Linked DNA regions of Homo sapiens: region 1 is linked to region 2. A link is a contact called in ENCODE Hi-C or POLR2A ChIA-PET data. All regions are on one chromosome and are shown on one strand. Each heading gives the region's core, a stretch centred on a gene start or an enhancer-like site at or near the end of the contact. The rest is flanking DNA. Distances are from core to core; before and after follow the strand shown.

Evidence for each region. Hi-C counts contacts between places; a loop is a spot of excess contacts on that map. ChIA-PET counts read pairs that join two places held with the same protein, here RNA polymerase II (POLR2A). Pooled maps may share reads with other maps.
Region 1: a pooled map shows a loop between it and region 2 (2.6-fold over the local background). The contact joins the promoter of ZMYND19 here to the enhancer-like site in region 2. A Hi-C loop is called at or near these places in 1 of 168 maps with a recorded cell type or tissue (G401) and 9 of 50 pooled maps. POLR2A ChIA-PET finds 5 or more read pairs at or near these places in 2 of 52 experiments (HEK293 and Panc1).

What each region holds. Positions count from the first base shown.
Region 1 is chr9:137,587,038-137,592,612 of GRCh38, reverse strand. It overlaps ZMYND19 (zinc finger MYND-type containing 19), which reads left to right and starts at 2,101. Exons shown (of 6, transcript NM_138462.3): 1 at 2,101-2,400; 2 at 3,895-3,954; 3 at 4,790-4,896; 4 at 5,506-5,575. The coding sequence starts at 2,350. It overlaps LOC124902318 (a long non-coding RNA gene), which reads left to right. Exons shown (of 3, transcript XR_007061885.1): 3 at 1,505-1,574. RefSeq lists silencers at 1,556-1,625, 1,816-2,205, 2,486-2,595, 2,646-2,695 and enhancers at 2,966-3,015, 3,538-4,055, 4,056-4,574.
Region 2 is chr9:137,692,547-137,697,660 of GRCh38, reverse strand. The region is part of intron 1 of EHMT1 (euchromatic histone lysine methyltransferase 1); the gene reads right to left. Among named protein-coding and RNA genes, the nearest start is that of EHMT1, 76 kb to the right of the region's middle. RefSeq lists an enhancer at 1,444-2,128. Within about 2 kb of position 1,950, at least 4 of the 41 ENCODE cell types and tissues checked have a DNase peak (open chromatin) inside an H3K27ac peak, as active enhancers do.

The DNA.
Region 1 (5,575 bases), core at 852-3,351, 110 kb after region 2:
TAACAATTTGGACTTTTTTTTTTTTTTGACGGAGTTTCACTCTGTTGCCCAGACTGGAGTGTGGTGGCACAATCTTGGCTCACTGCAACCTCTGCCTCCTGGGTTCACGCGATGTTCCTGCCTCAGCCTCCCAAGTAGCTGGGAATACAAGTGTGTGCCACCACATCCGCTAATTTTTGTATTTTTAGTAGAAACGGGATTTCACCCTGTTGGCCAAGCTGGTCTTGAACTCCTGACCTCAGGTGATCCACTTGCCTCGGCCTCCCAAAGTGCTGGGATTACAGGTATGAGCCACCAGGCCCGGACAAAATTTGGACTCGAATCCATTTCAAGTCAACCTCTGGGGGAACCTGGACTATGACACCAGTGCTTTTCAACTACCCTAGGGAGCACCCACCAAGCTCCACTTCTTTTCACAAAGCAGTTGCTCATAATCTCATCACACCCTTGCAACTCCATGAGGTTGAGATTGGTAGGGCAGGTACTTTTTTTTTTTTTTTTGAGACGGAGTCTCGCTCTGTCGCCCAACCTGGAGTGCAGTGGCACGATCTCGGCTCACTGCAAGCTCTGCCTCCCGGGTTCAAGCCATTCTCTTGCCTCAGCCTCCCAAGTAGCTGGGACTACAGGCACCCGCCACCACGCCCGGCTTTTTTTTTTGTATTTTTAGTAGAGGTGGGGTTTCACCGTGTTAGCCAGGATGGTCTCCAGCTCCTGACCTCGTGATCTGCCCGCCTCGGCCTCCCAAAGTGCTAGGATTACAGGCATGAGCCACCGCGCGCGGTCGGACAGGCATGTTTTGAGCAAGGCCCAGCCTGAACCCCAATGTGTGTCTCAGGCAGGCCAGGACTCATCAGCCCCTTCAGTCCTCTAGGGTGTCTGGGGTACTGGCAAGTACCAGGGGACCCAGAGATGGAACGTCTGGGCTCACTCATGTACACCCTTTGCAGGCTGGGGCACGGTGGCTCATGCCTGTAATCCCAGCACTTTGGGAGGCCGAGGTGGGCCGATCACCTCAGGTTGGGAGTTCGAGACCATCCTGGCCAATATGGAAAAACCTCACTTCTACTAAAAATACAAAAATTAGCCGGACATGGTGGCGCGTGCCTGTAGTCCCAGCTACTCGGGAGGCTGAGGCAGGAGAGTCGCTTGAACCCGAGAGGCAGAGGCTGCAGTGAGCCGAGATCGTGCCACTGCACTCTAGCCTGGGTGACAGAGCAAAACTCTGACTCAAAAAAAAAAAAAAAAAAAGCAAGAAAAGAAAACGGAACCCAGCAAGCCAGAAAGGAGCCTGTGCAGCTCCTCAGGTGCAGGAGTCGCCCTTGAGGCAGGGTGAGGCCTCCTCACGGGCGACTGGACACCGGCGGAGCAGGACGCAGGACCTAGCCCCGTTCGCTCCAGGCTGCAGGGGAGCCACGCTGCCCACCACGGCGTACCCAGTCCCTCCCTGAGCGGGTCTCGGCTTTCCCGCGGAGCCTAATGGGCCTCACTGGAGTTCCGTTTCCAGACGCCTTGGACCAGGCTGCTCTGGAGGTCAGCCGCCCCCGAGGCTGAAGAGCCGGCGGCTCGGAGAAGGCTGCGCGGGAGGCCGCGCCCTCCGGGTCGCGTGGGCCGGGCGTCCGCTGTCTCTCCAGAAACACCCGCGTCCCGCGGCAACGGCCTCTTCCTAGCCCGCCTCGCCCGCTCCCCGCCCGCCCAGAGGGCCCCGCACGAGCTCCGTCCACCTCCTCCTTCCGCGCTCGGGGCCAGGACGGCGGCGGGAAACAGCTTACGGAGGCTACCGCAAGGGAGGCGAAAAGCAGCCAGCTCGCAGAGCTCCACGGACCCGGCGCGAGTCCCCAGCCACACTCCGCACTGCCCCTCTAGGCGCGGCGCCGCTGCCCGCACAAAGCTTCCCGCGAAACTGACGTCGGCGCGCGCAGGCACCGCCCCCGGCCTCGCCCCTCCCCCGCGCTCGCCCCGCTCCCCAGAGCGCCGGCGCACTCGCCCTCCTCCTATTGGTTGTTGCGGGGCGGCGCGCGCCGGTCGGCGCCGTGCGCGCCTAGCCATTGGCCGAGCGGCGGCGGGCCGGGGGGTGTGTCCGGGGCTGCGCCCCGCCCCTCCGCTCCGCTCGCTGTGGTGCGCGCGGTGGCGGTGGCGGCGGCGGCGGCGGCGCGTGGCAGGTCCGGCGGGCGCGAGGCGGCGGCGGAGGCCCGAGCCCGGCCCAGCCTCGTCCCGCCCGGAGCCCGCCTGGCTGCTACCCCGACCCCGGCTCCGGTCCCGTCCTGTCCCGGCGCGCCGCGGCCTCGCCCCGGCCCCCGCTCGGCGCCTCCCGAGGGAGCGGCGCTGCCGGCCGAGAGCGCAGGCCCGGCCATGACCGACTTCAAATTGGGTATCGTGCGGCTCGGCCGGGTGGCCGGGAAGGTGAGCGGCGCGGAGCCCGCGACCCGGCCCGTCTCGCCCGTCCAGGCCTCCGCGCGGGGCCGGGGGCGGTTGTGCGGGCGGCGGCCGGGGCGGGGGCGCGGAGCCCGGGATGGGCCCCAGCGGGGCGGGGGACGCTGCGCGGGCCCGGCTGCTGGCCCCGCGCGGGTGCAGCTTCCTCTCGCAGGCCGGCGGGCACGCACCCCTCGGCTCTGGGGTGCACCTGGCCACCCTCGGCCCTGCCCTGCCGGAGGTGGAGGCCACGGCCCTGTCCCGAGCCGGGTGCGGAGATGCGTGGCTCGAGCCCGAGCCGCGTTCTCCCGGAGCCCTCCCAGTGGTGTCGGCGATCCGGGGCCTAGCGCGGCGTCCGGGCTGCCAGTGCGGCCACACGGTTTAAACACAGCGCCCTTTCCGAGGCAGCGCCACTTCCACACCTCTCGCCGAGGCGGGTCTGGTGTGGGCTCTTCTGTGCCTCCCAGTTCTCAGCAGGGCTTCAGGCTCGTTTTAACGCTGCCAGGGGTTGGCCACGTTAGGCTGAGCCTCAGACTCGGAGCAGAGAGGAAGAAGCCTGGGCCCTGATGCTGCAGACTCAGGGCCTTCCTCGACTTCTCTTCTTACTTGGCCCCCACGCTCCACGTTTGAGGCTGGGGATTCCATGGCACCTGTGGGCATTGAGGCTTGGCGGTTTCTCGGAGCCACCTGTGCAGCTGCACCAGCCAGGGTCCTTACCCGGATGGGAGCCCTGTTCCCGTCACCAGCGGCTGCGGCTTTTGGTGGGAGAGAGGAGCCGAGGCAGTGTCAGGCGGCGTCAGGTAAAACAGGTTCAGATCCCAGAAGAAAAACTGCCAAGAGGGAGACTGGCCCGTTCTGGGACCTGTTCCTGTTTCCTGCCCCTGCTGCAAGAGCATAGGCAGGGCCTGCTGGGGAGGAGGCTTTTTTCCACCAGGGAAGGGTGGGCTCTCCAGTCAGGTCGGAGACCAGAGACCCCTTCTAACTCCACCCATGATGGCATTGTCATCCCTTACAGCTTTTCTTTGGAACATTTCAGATGGACAAAAAGCTAAAAAGGGTAATCAGTGAGTAGCTCAGCTTAATAAACACACCCTAATCAAAACCTTCTGGCTCTTCTGCCTCAGCCCCGGCCCCTCCCTCAGCTCAGTGAAACAGTCTTTGCCTAGGTTTATTGGTGCGTTGAATGTTCAGTGCCACTGTTGGGGTTAGCCCTGCGAGGATGAAGCCTGATACCAGCTCCTCTGGCGCAGACTAAAGTGGGCAGCTGGCTTTTAACCTGTCTGCCTGTGTTTTGTCGTAGACTGCACCACCCCAAACGGTGGAATGAGGCCCCCATGTGCTGAGCTGTCTTGGTCTGAAGAGGCCTGTAGTTACTTTCCACTTCACAGGAAAATGCAACAGGCTCCTGCCTGTTCTGGTTATAAGGTTACTGCACCTCACGCAGATCCCAAATGTAATGATTTGAAACATGTGGTTAACTTCCAGACCAAATACACGCTGATCGATGAGCAGGACATCCCGCTGGTGGAGAGCTACTCCTTTGAGGTAAGTAAGGATGGCTGTTCCCTCCCCTGATGCTCGTGGTCAGTGCCCAGGAGGGTCACGAGGAACGAGCTCTCTCCCCTGTGCTGCAAGAGCAGGCGGCCCCACAAGTGGACAACTGGTGCTGGCCTGTGAGCCCTGAGCCGTCAGCCCCACTTCGAGCCGTGGCCCTGCAGAACCTGGCTGTTGCTGCCACTGGAGCCCACTGTGGCCCACATGGCCTGGCGACAGTGGTCTTCCTCACTTTCACCCCAGCTGCCAGCTCCTCTTGAAAGCAAATGGAATGTTCTCATGTTTGTGATTGTGTCACGTGGACCATGTCTGTTAGCTCGAAGACCCTGCTCTTTAGAGCTAGCCACCTCTGCTGGGCCTGCCTTAGCAGTCCCTCCTGGCTGCCCAGCTGCCTCCCGTTCTCTGCTCTCATGGGGTCTTCCTGCCTCTTCCCAGCTTCCATTCCTGCCGCTGAGCTTGGCCTCCCTCACCATCCTTTATCTCTGTGCCCCACACATTCACAGTAGTGACCTCTCCAGGGGGTTCTCTATCTCACTGCACCGTGGGCTTTTTTTAAGGGTAGGAAAATGTATTTGTCTATGTCCCATTGTATTTTGCAGAGTTGTTTGTGAGTGTTTCTTGCTCGAATAGACAGAGTGGTGGTGGGCCACGCTGGCCCCTGGGAGCCATGTGCCTGTGGGAAGCTCTGCACTCCCCAGGGTCTCAGGGACAGGGCTGGCATTTGTCCCTCTGGCTTGCTTGTTTCACTTGGTTTTTCTAAGAGGGAATTGAAGTGTTGCTGAGAATTGGAGGTTTTTTAACAGCTCTTTCCCTTGTTCCTTCTCAGGCCCGAATGGAAGTGGATGCAGATGGAAATGGTGCTAAGATATTTGCCTATGCCTTTGACAAGAACCGAGGAAGGGGCTCTGGGAGACTCCTTCATGAGCTGCTGTGGTGGGTGTTTCCAAGCTGTCTCTGCCCCCCGCCACTGGGCTCCTGGGTGAGCTCCGATGGCACAGGGCGCCTGGAGCCCCCTGCCCCGCTGAAGCCCTGCCTTGCCTTCCCTGAATCTCGCAGTTATTTTTGTGTCCTTCACCACTAACCCAAAGGAACGAATGATTTGTATGTTGCACTTCAAACACCAAGTGGACTTTCTGCTGGGAGCTTGCCCAGGACCGGCAGCCTCTGGAGGGACGGTGGTTGCTCCCCTTGCTGGGTTTTGCCGAGCCCCCCCGGTGTGCATGGTAGGGACCACTCAGATGGGGAGCTGTCTCGAGGCCATCTGCTTAGGTGGTTTTGCGTTCCAGCTTTGGCTGTCTGTGCTCTGAAGTCCAGGGGCCGGGTCCTCCCTGTGTCCCTGTCCTGTTTGGGCCACAGATCAGGTGCTTGGGTTTCTCTCAGCAGCTTCCGCCTGAGGTACCCTCATCCAAAGGACCAGGGGCCCGATCAGATCACATGGCTGACATTTCTTCCTGGAAGGACTTTGGTACCTGACCAGAAATGTCTGTGAGGGTGGGAGGCAGCGATGCAGGGTTAGATGCAGGGTTTGCTGTCTGTTTCTAGGGAGCGGCACCGGGGGGGCGTGGCCCCGGGCTTCCAGGTGGTGCACCTCAACGCTGTGACCGTGGACAAT
Region 2 (5,114 bases), core at 701-3,200:
TATCAACATATTCACTCTAACTTACCAAATATAATGTAAATGATCCAAAGGAAAAATTTCTAATCTCAACAGTAAGATTTTAACCACAAAAAGTGTCCTTCTACATGAGGCTAAAAGAAAAATCTTTAAAGTTACCAGAAATTTAAAACCGCTTCAAAAAAATCTTCAAACAGTATGCTAGGTAAACTGTATGACCCTGTGTGCAGTGAGCACAAGGCCAGGCCGGCCGATCCCAGTGGGCAGAGCAGGATCTCCCTCAGGGCAAATGAGCTCCAGGAGTGCCTGCCCTGGAACCAGAGACCCCCACAGAAACATGGAGGTCAAGTGCTAAAACAATCAGGCACATGGATCTCAAACTCTGCACTGGTTGTTTGTTTGTTTTGAAACAGACAAACTCTGTCATCCAGGCTGGCGTGCAGTGGCACCATCTCGGCTCACTACAACCTCTGCCTCCCAGGTTCACATGATTCTCCTGCCTCAGCCTCCCAAGTAGCTGGGATTACAAGTGCATGCCAACATGCCCAGCTAATTTTTGCACTTTTAGTAGAGACAGGGTTTTACCACATTGGCCGGGCTGGTCTCTAACTCCTGACCTCAAGCGATCCGCCCGCCTCAGCCTCCCAGAGTGCTGGGATCACAGGTGTGAGTCCCCACACCCAGTCTCTGCACTGTTTTCACAGGGCCAGCTCTGTGGTCTGCTCTGGGGTCCTGTGCCTCTGGGTCAGAAGTACCAGAAGGCACAACTACAAGTGAGAAGCACACAAGCTCAGGAGGAAAGGAAGGAAGACGCAGGCATGCTCCCCTGGAACTGATCTGGTATTCTTCCCAGCATGGCCTCTACACACTTCCACCTTGCCATTTGTGTTTTGGGAGGGGTGTGTCAACTTTCACATATTACCTACCCGAGCTTTGAAGATACCCCCATGACGGCAAGACATGAAGAAAATGGAAGGAAAAACCCTTGTGCGGTCTCTTTAAACTTATCTTCGTGATTCTACAGTTGAACTTGATGTTTGCCTTTCACAACCTGGGGGAGACTATTAGAAGGAAGGTCCTTCTCCCCCTCAAGAAAATACATTGGTCCACTGGACTATCCTACACGCTATCAACATTTAAAAACGTCATTTCACAACAACCAACACAAAAGACTGCCTTCTCTACCTAACAGTGGAGATTTTTCTTTATTCTAGTCAAAATAAGAAAAATGTCACATTCCAATCTGCCATTTGCTCCCTTCTGCTTTAGGAAAGCCCAGGATCTGGAAGAGAGACTTGTCTTCTCCTTGGGAACTGTAACAGCAGCAAGAAGGAACTTTAAATGCCAAACGGCTTCTCCAAGATGGGAAGCAACTTCGGTCCAGGAAACTCGTGAGATGAAGAGCACTCTCTACCCGCCCCCTAATTTTAAACCATTTTCCACATACCAATTTCACCAGCTAATTATCGAAAGGGGTGGAGAGAAAAAGAATGAATCCTTTCAATATCTGAGAGATTTTCTTTTCCCTCTTTTGTCTTTTTGTTTTTTCCCTTGGCAGAAAAAGGAGAGTTGGTTCCTAAATTTGGAAAAAAACAATTAATATCCAAAGTAGCCCCAGAAATTACATTTAAGGGATTTTAAAATATCAGGACAGATTCCCTTTCCATCTGCTGCTTAACCCTTGATTGAGCCTCTCTGCAAAGAAAGACAATCAAAGGTGGCCCCGTCCCTACTACTGCCTTTGTCCAGTTCTTTCGGCTATGGCATTTGTCCAAAGATGGCAAAACCAGTGCAAATATCTGCCAGTCCCTCATGTGCCTCCAGCAGTACTCTGAGACTCCACCATCGAGAGGTGGGTCGGTATCCCCCTCCTTTGCCTGGGTGGACCTGAAGTATGTGGCTGAAGTGGCAGCCCATGACACAGACGGCGGCCTCAACCCAGCTCTGCCTTGCTAGCTTGCTCTGTGCTGCCTAGCCACTGTGTGTGAGGGGCCCACGCCACCCGGGAGGCCACACATGGGTGCCCTAGCCAAGAACCCACTAACTAGCACTGGCCACCAGATGTGGAAGGACGCAGCCCACACTAACACCACCCCCATGTTCGAGTCTTCCAGCTGAGACTCATTGACCAAAATAAAGTCATCTCCTCTGTGCCGTCTGAATTCCTGTCCCCTCAAAGGGATAACAAATGATGATTGTTGTTTCAGCCACCGAGTTTCAGGGCAGTGCAGTCCCTGGCGGGAGACAAGGAAAGCAATGCTCTTTGTCCTGACCTTCTTCCCCTCGCCAGCAGGGGTCAGAGCAAACCCCAGCTCCAGGGCTCCGTCCATGCTCCCAGCACAGGCCCGACACACAGATCTCACAGCAATCCAAGCTCTGGGGCTCACCTGCCACCAAGGCCTAGGCTCAACGGCTGTAGTCTGTACCCTCAGGGAACTGGACCAACAGAGAAGATCAGCAAACCAGGAACGTGAGCAGTCTAAGTGCTCCTTACAGAAGAAACACGTGCCGAGGGGAGGCACACAGGGCCGGGCGGCCGGTAATCCAGGTGCCCAGGGTGTGAGCACCTGCCTGCAAAAACCCCAAAAACTCCAAATTCCCATCAGCCAAAACCTGTCTGTTTAGAGTCTTTCAGGTCCAAAACCAAAAAGTAGCCATGACCAGAACGGGTGCCTTGACATAACTGGTGAGTGTGAGGTCAGAGGGTATGTGCTCTAAGGGCAGTCAAGCTGGAAACGGCTACTTGCCGTTCTTACCGCCACTAATATGCTGATGCTCTAGTTTATCTACCATCTCCTTCAAGACCGAGAGTACAATTCTGACAATCTGGTTTACCTGCAACATCAAATTCCTGGGCCTGCCGAGCTGATGGCCTGCCTTCCAGGAGATTCGCCGGGTCAAGGGCACCCCGAGGCCTCGCGCCTGATCACCTGCTCGCCAGCCTCCTGCTAACAGCTCCTGCCTGTGTGCTAGGCGCGTCTCCACCATGGTTGGGCTGCTGACTGGCACATGGCTCAGAGCACAGCCCTGTGGAGACTTACAGCCTCTACCCGCCCAAGTGAAACTGGAAAACATCTACTCCTTCCCTGAGTTTAATATGGAGCAAATTAAGATGAAAATTCATGGAACCTATCAGAAACCACAAGGTTGCTGACCAACAAGACTGCCGACCAACGAGACTGCCTCACAGGCAGGAAGAAGGGCACGGAGCCGGCCTCAGCTGTGCGCCTCCTCCAGTCCCAGCGTCCTGCGCCACCGCATGGTGGGTATCGGCCAGTGTCCTGTGCCACTGTGTGGGGGGTATCGGCCAGAGTCCAGCACCATCGCCTGGTGGGTATCGGCCAGCGTCCTGCGCCACTGTGTGGGGGGTATCGGTTAGCGTCCTGCGCCACTGTGTGGGGGTATCGGCCAGCGTCCTGCGCCACTGTGTGGGGGTATCGGCCAGCGTCCTGTGCCACTGTGTGGGGGGTATCGGCCAGCGTCCAGCACCATTGCCTGGTGGGTATCGGCCAGCGTCCTGCGCCCCTGTGTGGGGGTATCGGCCAGCGTCCTGCGCCACTGTGTGGGGGTATCGGCCAGCGTCCTGAGCCACTGTGTGGGGGGTATCGGCCAGCGTCCTGAGCCACTGTGTGGGGGGTATCGGCCAGCGTCCAGCACCATCGCCTGGTGGGTATTGGCCAGCGTCCTGCGCCACTGTGTGGGGGGTATCGGCCAGCGTCCTGCGCCACTGTGTGGGGGGTATCGGCCAGCGTCCTGAGCCACTGTGTGGGGGGTATCGGCCAGCGTCCTGAGCCACTGTGTGGGGGGTATCGGCCAGCGTCCTGAGCCACTGTGTGGGGGGTATCGGCCAGCGTCCTGAGCCACTGTGTGGGGGGTATCGGCCAGCGTCCTGCGCCACTGTGTGGGGGGTATCGGCCAGCGTCCTGCGCCACTGTGTGGGGGGTATCGGCCAGCGTCCTGAGCCACTGTGTGGGGGGTATCGGCCAGCGTCCTGAGCCACTGTGTGGGGGGTATCGGCCAGCGTCCTGCGCCACTGTGTGGGGGGTATCGGCCAGCGTCCTGAGCCACTGTGTGGGGGGTATCGGCCAGCGTCCTGTGCCACTGTGTGGGGGGTATCGGCCAGCGTCCTGCACCACTGCGTGGTGGGTAAGTGACAGGCAAAGCTTGATAGACTGGCTAGATTCGAATCCCAGCTCTGTCATTAATGAGATGCGTAACCTTGGTTTCTTAACCTCTCTGTGCCCGTTTCCTCTGCAGTAAAATGGGAACAACTAACTACAAAACCAGTTCAGCAGGCTATGCGGGGGCTGCAGGACTCAGGACTGTGGGTGATGCCTAAGTTCTGAATTGATTATCAGCTCTAATATTATTCAATATATTTAATAAATATAAAATTAAAGTGTTTAGTATCTGCCACATGGAAGACATCAGTCACTGCTTGTTAGATACCCGCTAACTTGAACTGTTCAAAAACAAGTCCAGTCCCCTTAGCCCGGCCTCACTGTGCGTCTCCAACTCCACGCTGTGGCTCCGGCCCTCAGCCCATCTCCCCTACGAGTTTAACAATTAACCTGCTCTTTCCATCCACCCACTACACTTTTCCTTTCTAAAAAGTCTTATTATTGCCATGCTGAAAACCTCTGCTGTGCCCATTCGCCAAAGGGTCCAAAGCCCCCAGGTGAGGCAGGCAGAGGTGCCGTCCAGCCGATTCCAAGGACAACCCTTGTGGCCACATCCACCCCGGACTCTCAGGCTTCTGATTGTCCCTTTTTTCCAAAAGACACCCTACCACTGCCCGCACGTGTTCACCCCTCCTCAGCCGGCTCTGAAGTCAGCTCCTGCCCAGGTCTCTTCCTTGGTGCTCCCACACCCAGCAGCAACAGACACTGCGCACTGGAGCATGATGGCTTCACCAGGGCTGGAGCAGGCGCCTGAGCATTGTTCACTGCCGTCCGACACACACACACCATGCAACGTGCTTCTGACCAGCGCGCAGATCATCTAGCTCCTCCCACACATGGAAGATATCAACGTCTAAAAGAGAGTTTTCTCACTTTTTATGGTTTTAAAAACTCCTTTCTAAGTAAAAAGAAAAAGTTGATGGAAAAACACCATCTGAGGCCGGGCTCGGTGGCTCA